Regions from separate parts of the Homo sapiens genome. Here all the other regions are linked to region 2. The links are chromatin loops, found by intact Hi-C in ENCODE. Cell type or tissue: OCI-LY7. All regions are shown on one strand. Region 1 has its middle 72 kb from the start of CNR1. Region 2 overlaps LOC101928911 (a long non-coding RNA gene). Region 3 overlaps RNGTT (RNA guanylyltransferase and 5'-phosphatase).

Region 1 (2,500 bases), 410 kb before region 2:
TGTATTTTTTCCAAAATTTTTAAAGTTTTGTCGTTCACATGAAAGTCCTTGGTTCATTTGGAATTTATTTTTCTCTATGTTGTGAGGTAGAGATATGTTTTCAACTTTTTCTCTGTACAGCTGCTCCTTAACTTATGATGGGGTTACATCCAAATAAACCCATTGTAAGTGGAAAATATTGAAAGTGAAAAATGCATTTAGTACCCTGATAAACCCATCATAAAGCTGAAAAAAGCCAGGGACCATCTGTAGTTAACAGATGGTTCTAGCCCTATCCTCAAAGACGTCCAAGTTGCACCTAACTCCCCTTCTCCCTGCATTAGCTTTCTTTCTACCAATGTTCAGAAGGGCCCTGCCCACTGTCTCTATCGCTATTTCCGACTGATGTTGCTACAGCCTTTAGTGCTCATTTCCATTGATTTATTTTCATTTTCACCCTGCTTCTCTCCTATCTATACTACTTACTTCTGGGCTCACATCTAAAGATCTACCTTTTAGAGACATTGGCCACTGGTCAGGAAATTCCTCCTTTTACTATGCAGTGTTTTTGTAATATTTAGGCCTTTGGTTCTTGAATTGGTCATTTATCTCTAAGCATCCAGGAACTTTTCATTTACATTCTTCTCTCTCCTGACTGCTTTTGGAAGGCTGGTCTCCAGAAAGTGGTGGTGTCATTATGGTCTCCTGCAAGATTTGAAGGAGAGACCTAACACATAATCCAACACCCCTGCTCTTCTGAGTGATTGACAGGATACAAATGGGCCTGAAGAGGCGAGCATTCTTTTCACTGTGACCCCCTAAGTATCTGCCACCAACTGAGAGATGGCAGGCCCAGCAGCAGATGCCAAGATCCAGTGACTGTGGCCAGGTGATGTAGCATAGTAGACAAGAGTACTGATTTGTTTATGGCAAGTGAAGTTTACTTCCCAAATTAGGTAGATAGTGACAATGTAACTTCTTCCTGAAATGGTCAGTATCTCCTATCCTGGCCAATTTACTATCTAGAAAGATCAGAGCTGGCCAGCAGGTAAAGGACTAATCTTCTGGGCAGAGGCTGATGAGTGGAATGTTCTCAGCAAAACCAGTAGGAGGCAGCCAGTCCTAGGGGATCCAGCTGAAAGCCTCAAGAGACAGCCTTCATCAGAAGGCAGGACAAAATGCCACAGGAGTTTGACCACAGACTACAAGAAGTCAGTTTTCTTCAAGGGACAAGGCAGCAGGGATCTAGGACTATATCTCAGAGACAGGAGTCTCTTCCCCAGAAAACGTGAGAAACAAGTCAAAGTTGAGCAGCTAGCTGTGCCTGCTAATCAACTCCTTCCATGAGAAATGAAAGTTCTCATGGCTTCTCTCTCCTGCTAGCTCACATGTTGTTGCATATTTTCTAGAAACATATGTTGCCCCTATGAGATTCACATTTATGTAGTGGTTTCCTCATAAGAGTAAAAGAACACAATTATAAAAACAGCTCCCTCTGGTACTTTACTCATGTACTCTGCCCCCACTCCCACAAAAAGCCAAGATCAGAAGGATTAAATGGTTTCAATTGCTCTGGAAATGATTACACTGACCAAATTATTTAAGTTTCACGATCTAAGCTTCAAGACTTGCCCAGAACACATACTCTGATTGATATTATACAACGATTTATTTTATCATGTGTTAATTCAACAATCCTTTAATGGGCGTCTTTCCCATGCTAAACAATGTACCAGGACTTGAAAAGGAAGACAAACATTGGGTGTACGAAATGGGAGCAAAAAGTCTTCCCAACACTGGTCATTTAGGGGTTGTACAGCATTTGAAGAAACAAAGGCAATTTTTATGTGACAGGGGAACTCCCTCAGAGCCACAGGAAGACTGATAAAATAAAAAAAATCTCTTTACTCTCTGTGGGCTACTATATATAAAAGGTTGTCAGGCCAACTTTATAAAACTCAAAGACCCACAAAAGCTGCATTACAGAGTCATGAATTCATTTTTGAAAATGCTAAGATGAACAGATAAACCAGTGAATTATACGAAAGTCACTTACTGTTATACATAACATTATAAAGAGGAGAATTTCTTTTCTAAATCTTTGAATGACTTGCAGAGTATAGCCACCAGCCCTCTGCACGTGGAATTGTGCTGCACCTTGAGAATGTTTGTTCAAATAGAGGCAGGACAAAATGTGAACTTCACAGGTAGCCGTGAAATGCTCTCCCTTTCCCAGCACACTATCTGCTTCATCCCCAGCTCTCACTTTTACTGGCTAGAGTGTTTAACATTGTTCAAGAAAAAGTGCTCTCTTATTTGTAAGACATAATGTACTACTGACCGAATGGTCCTGCTTTTTAAAGACAAAGTACTTGTCTGTTTGAACATGTTTAGTTTTGGATGCATGCCATTCAATATTCAGCTTGGAGTTAATAAGTGTTGGGGCACAGTGTCCGTGACTGAACATTTACATAATGGATATTATGTCCTTTTGGCTCAGTAATCATCTAATAACTTAATA
Region 2 (2,500 bases):
ATCACCTGAGATCAGGAGTTTGAGACCAGCCTGACCAAGATGGAGAAACCCCGTCTCTACTAAAAATACAAAAAGTAGCCAGGTGTGGTGGTGGGCACTTGTAATCCCAGCTACTCAGGAGTCTGAGGCAGGAGAATCACTTGAACCTGGGAGGCAGAGGGTGCAGTGAGCCAAGATCATGCCACTGCACTCCAGCCTAGGTGACAGAACGAGACTCTGTCTCAACAAAAAAAAAAAGAAAAGAAAAGAAAAATAATCTAACCGGAATAGCCAATAAACCCTGGAAAGTGTTCCCTTGGAAGGTTTTGAAATCTCCCTTCTTGGATATCTTTTATAATCTTCCTACAGCTCTTAATATTAGGTTGGTATAAAGTAATGGCAAAATCTGCAATTACTTTTGCACCAATCCAATACTGTTTTTTTGAAATATCTAAAAAGTTCAAATTTTAAACTATAAACCTTCAAATAGCCCAAAGCCCAAATAACAGAGATGAAACTTGATTCTGACGACTTTGGTGAGCCATGAGACTCTAGGGTCATGAGAACGGGGCCAATTGCCAACAGGCCACCAGAAGAGAAAGTGGTTTACCTAGCTGAGTATCTCCCATTCTTGGCCAAAAAGGAGGCTGAGACACTCTGGGGCCTGAAAAATTGGAATTTCTATGTGCAGTAAATCCTTCTGTTCCCTGGCACCCTTTAGCAGATTGATCTGCCTGTATATTGATGTTTTGGGTGCCATCCTGACCTTTGGAAAGGATGTCAATAGTTGGGGGTTAGTCCAATAGATGAGAGTGTTCTGGAACTGGCAGCTTTCTTTTGTGTGACTGGAGCCTCTGGAACTGGAGGCAGCAAAGGTAGCTGACAATGTAATTTATCTACATTTCACCTGGAAACAGTAACATGTCTTTGAGCTCCCTGGAGACCCTAGTCTGGAAAAAGGCCCAAGATACCTGTCAGACCAAACAATGCCTATCATATTTTATTACATGGCATGAAACGTAAGACTTTATGCTCCATTAGCAGAAGGTTTCATTTTCACTCCAGGAAGGTAGTTCAACATTACAACATCTTATCTTGTTCTTTCTTGTGTTTTTAATATAAACGGCCTTAAAATTTCCCACTTCATCCCCTACACCCACTGCCCCAGGCATCTAGAAGCTATATTATCAGATTTTACAGTCTGAGATAATGTGTCATTGTGAGATTCCCAATATATACGTGGTGTGTATTTTTTAAAAAAAATAAAACTACGGCCTGATAAAAAGAAGAAGTTTGCTCTCTAGTGGCTGACTTATAAAAGGCTCTGAAAACCACACAATAGGTTATCTTAGAAAAGGAGGACGTCTAACAGCGATATCTATGTAACAAGGTCTGAGTAATCATTTTGTTTTTATTGATTTTTTAAATTTTCTTTACACTGAAAAACTACATGATAGCAACTATTTGTGGATAGCTTTTCCTATTAAAAAATTTTATATCATTAAGCTAATTTCAATTCTAAATTCTGAGAGCAGCAATTAGGTTTCTGGTGTTATATTAGCCTACCGTACCTTTAGAAAGCTCTATGGATTGGTTTAATACTGTATCATTAATGTCTATTACAGACACATTGCTAAATAATATAATATCATTAGAGCTTTTTAAGCCATTTTTAGCTCTTTGCAGAAAGATTATATAAATTCAGAGAGAAACAGTATAATTATGAATATGATCCTAATTAATATCATTTTATTATTCCTTTTTCTACAGAAACTAAATTTATAAAATTTTACTATGATATGAATTATAAAGCAAGGAAAAGATTTATCCTGGGTGCTTTTCTTTTTAGCTCCCCCTTCCCCACTCTGTTTTACTTTCCCATTTTATTCTCCCACAAATCCATTCCTTTCTCCCCAAGTCTATACTATTTTTTTCACTCTCTTCAGTATCCTTCATCAGATAGTAGAAAACTGACAACATCACTGGTCCCTGAAGTTCCAGCCTTTGTTTCAAAAAAAAAAAAAAGAAGAAGAGGTTACCTAGGAAGTTTTCTACCTCCTGCACAGTAACAAATACTTTAAGGAATTTTCAGATCCATAAATATTTTTATTCTTACTTTATCTGTGGGAAAGAAACCATATAGCATAAAAGAGGCTTGAGCTTTTCAGGAGGTCAGTACTACAGCGGAAATAATGCACTAAAGAATGCAAAGAAGAGGGTTTTATGGGCTCAGGGACGCGGACATGGGGCAGTGCAAAAGGTTATTAAGAAAGGGAGTGATGCAATCTGATTTACATTTTTGAAAATTATTCTGGATGCTGTGTGGAGGAAGTACCATAACAAGCACAACAGTAGAAACAGGGAAACTTCTTTGGAAATGACTGTAGTCTTACAGGCAATAAAATATAGTTGCATGGACAAGGGTGATAACAGTAGTATTGTAAAAAGGGAATGGGGCCAGGTGCGGCAGCTCAAGCTTGTAGTCTCAGCACTTTGGGAGGCTGAAGCAGGTGGATCACTT
Region 3 (2,500 bases), 780 kb before region 2:
ACCATTTAAAAAGACAAAATCTGCTATGCTATTCTTCAGAGTGTTCTTTGGGTACAATATGAATGCTTTGGGAATTCAGAATAGTAAGTTTCTTTCATGGGGAACAACACAAATTAATTGAAGTTTATAAGGTATACCACTACCAGTAGCAGTTGTTGTTCTGGATTGCATTTTTAGTGGAGTTGAAAAAAGGTAAAAACCAAGATAACAGGTTAATCAAACTTTACTTTTAGAATGTGCAGTTGATGAGGAGGATGATGATGATGATATGATAAGCTAATGAGAAAATATTGAAATTGCCAATTTCAGCTTTGCAGTTTAAAAGTTACTGTTGTACATTTAGGAGTTCTCATTGGAACTAGCATCCATGTTCAGACAAGATGAGTTAATTTCAAAAGTCAGGATGATTAAGCCAATGTCTTTTCTTCTAAGACCAAATAGGTAAATAAAATGAAAAGGACTGGCACTAAATTTTGATAAGAGAAGATAATATGGTCTGCTAGCTACAATGAAACCACCTATTCAACAGGAATGGTGGCTGGTGCCATGTTTTATGTTTCGTAGAGTAGACTTCTTTCTGAGAGAAAGATTGAAGGACTATAGTGCACGTTTTCTGTAGAAGTTTTAGTTGAATACAGACTATGGTGCAATGTGTTGTGTTAGATTAAAATCCCATAAAAACTGGTTTGGGAGGGATAGAAAACCGTGGGGAAGACATGCTTATAGCCCAAACATTTAAAGTTTTGGTTTAAAATTAATACTGCAGTAAAGAGTAGCCATTAGACAAGCACATATTTTGGGTGTAGGGTAGGGAGGAGATAGTTCAATGTGAAGCACATCACTCAAATGGGTAAAATGGAAAGTATTTAGTATATTGGGATGAAAACCTTTCTCATAAGCCTGTGGTGAGTCAGCTGCCTTAATTAACCCTCACATGAGACCTGTCTCCCTTTGTCCACAGCTGTGTGTAACAGCATCTCAAACCCTGTCACCAAGGAGATGCTGTTTGAGTTCATCGACAGATGTACTGCAGCTTCTCAAGGACAGAAGCGAAAACATCATCTGGACCCTGACACGGAGCTCATGCCACCACCACCTCCCAAAAGACCACGCCCTTTAACCTAAGACCTGCCTGTGACTTGAGGGTTAAGAAGAAAGAGGAATGAGGAAAAAACGCTGTTGCCCATTTTTGTAGCCAGAGAAATTGAAAAACGACTGTGGCTTGATGTTGATACACATTTGAATTTTTTTTAAAAAAAGAAAGTTATCGTAGCCAGCCTGTAAATACTTGATGCATTCGTTTCCTCAGTGCTGCAATACATCGTGGACTTAAACATCTTATTTATCTGATAAACTCAGCCTTACCTTGTGGAATCTGAAGATTGAAATATCCAAAGGTTTAAACAAGATGGAAATCAATGAAAAAGAGGCCTTGTTTATATATGGGTAGCTTCACATTTAATTTATAAAGTTAACAATCTGGAAACTGTGAGCCCATAAAACAGTATTTTTTAGAAGTTGTGTTACAACTGTAGCAAATTTTCCTTTTAAAAAATCCAGGCAATGGCATTAAACATTCTTGCTATCATTTACCATGGATTTCCTACATTTCTGAGATCCCTGTATTCAAAAACAAATGACAGGGTTGTTAAGTTGTACTATATTAAACAACTTGGTCTGGTTTATATCATTTTAACAAGTTTTTTGGAAATGTAAAAGAAAAAAGTAAAGCTCCATTTTTGTGAATTGCATTGTTTCTAAAGGAAGTATTTTGAGTATTTTCATCTGTTTGTATTGTTTCGACTATGATATCAGATATCCAGTGTGTCCATTCTGGCAGTGGTTTTGAGTTACTTCATGGAACTTGGACATACACCACCAGGTCCTTTATGTGTTGTTCTCCTGGGAGACTTCTTTTTTTAAATGCCAGGGCTACTTCTGCTTTACCTCAGTGGTATCAGCACATTGTAAATTACGTTAAAACACACAACTCACTGTGATCTATGGGAGTGATATCAAATACAAACGATGTTGTGTTCCTTCTCTCGAACAAAACAGCAAAGGGAATGCCAGCTAACTTCTTTGATTAGAAGGTAATGTCATGGAATAGAATGCTGTCACCAGAAAATGCTCTCCCACTGCTAGATAAATGCAGAGGCAAAGTGTAGACATCTGTAGGAACTAAATATCAAGGAAATCAAGACATTTATTTTCAAAGCGAGAATTCTATCTACATTCTATTCTGCGGATGTTATTTCTGTTATACATCTGAATTTTAAAATGTTTACTGATAGATAATGGATTTAAAGGGCGGCTAATTGATTGTCTGCCATTGTTGATAAACTGTTCTAATTGGTTTGTGAAAGAACTCTGAGAATTAGCTAAATGGAGGCTAGTGTATTTATTTTTAGAGGTACATGTTTTAAGTAAATGTATTTAAAACAAATTTTCATGGTCTGAATTGTATATGTAAATGCATATCTGTGTAAGTATATGCAAG

Evidence for each region. Hi-C counts contacts between places; a loop is a spot of excess contacts. Peaks named below come from ENCODE experiments on the same cell type or tissue, not always from the same donor. Only the 100,000 strongest peaks of a DNase experiment are listed, where the experiment ranks them.
Region 1: it touches region 2 in a loop (9-fold over the local background); 8 of 110 quality-filtered maps call a loop at or near these places.
Region 3: a loop joins it to region 2, with 5 times the contacts of the local background. A loop is called at or near these places in 2 of 110 quality-filtered maps.

What each region holds. Positions count from the first base shown.
Region 1 is chr6:88,236,871-88,239,370 of GRCh38, reverse strand. No RefSeq gene overlaps it. Among named protein-coding and RNA genes, the nearest start is that of CNR1, 72 kb to the right of the region's middle. In OCI-LY7, CTCF peaks have their summits at 882 and 1,087 (motif pointing right); a DNase peak (open chromatin) is centred at 1,100.
Region 2 is chr6:87,830,916-87,833,415 of GRCh38, reverse strand. All of the region lies in intron 2 of LOC101928911 (a long non-coding RNA gene), which reads right to left. Among named protein-coding and RNA genes, the nearest start is that of AKIRIN2, 130 kb to the right of the region's middle. In OCI-LY7, CTCF peaks have their summits at 1,081 and 1,287; DNase peaks (open chromatin) are centred at 955, 1,285 and 2,235; H3K4me3 peaks cover 1,915 bases; H3K27ac peaks cover 2,304 bases.
Region 3 is chr6:88,611,344-88,613,843 of GRCh38, reverse strand. It overlaps RNGTT (RNA guanylyltransferase and 5'-phosphatase), which reads left to right. Exons shown (of 16, transcript NM_003800.5): 16 at 962-2,500. The coding sequence ends at 1,125. Among named protein-coding and RNA genes, the nearest start is that of RNGTT, 350 kb to the left of the region's middle. In OCI-LY7, no CTCF peak of the experiment used is centred here; DNase peaks (open chromatin) are centred at 543, 1,023 and 1,893; H3K4me3 peaks cover 2,500 bases; H3K27ac peaks cover 2,500 bases.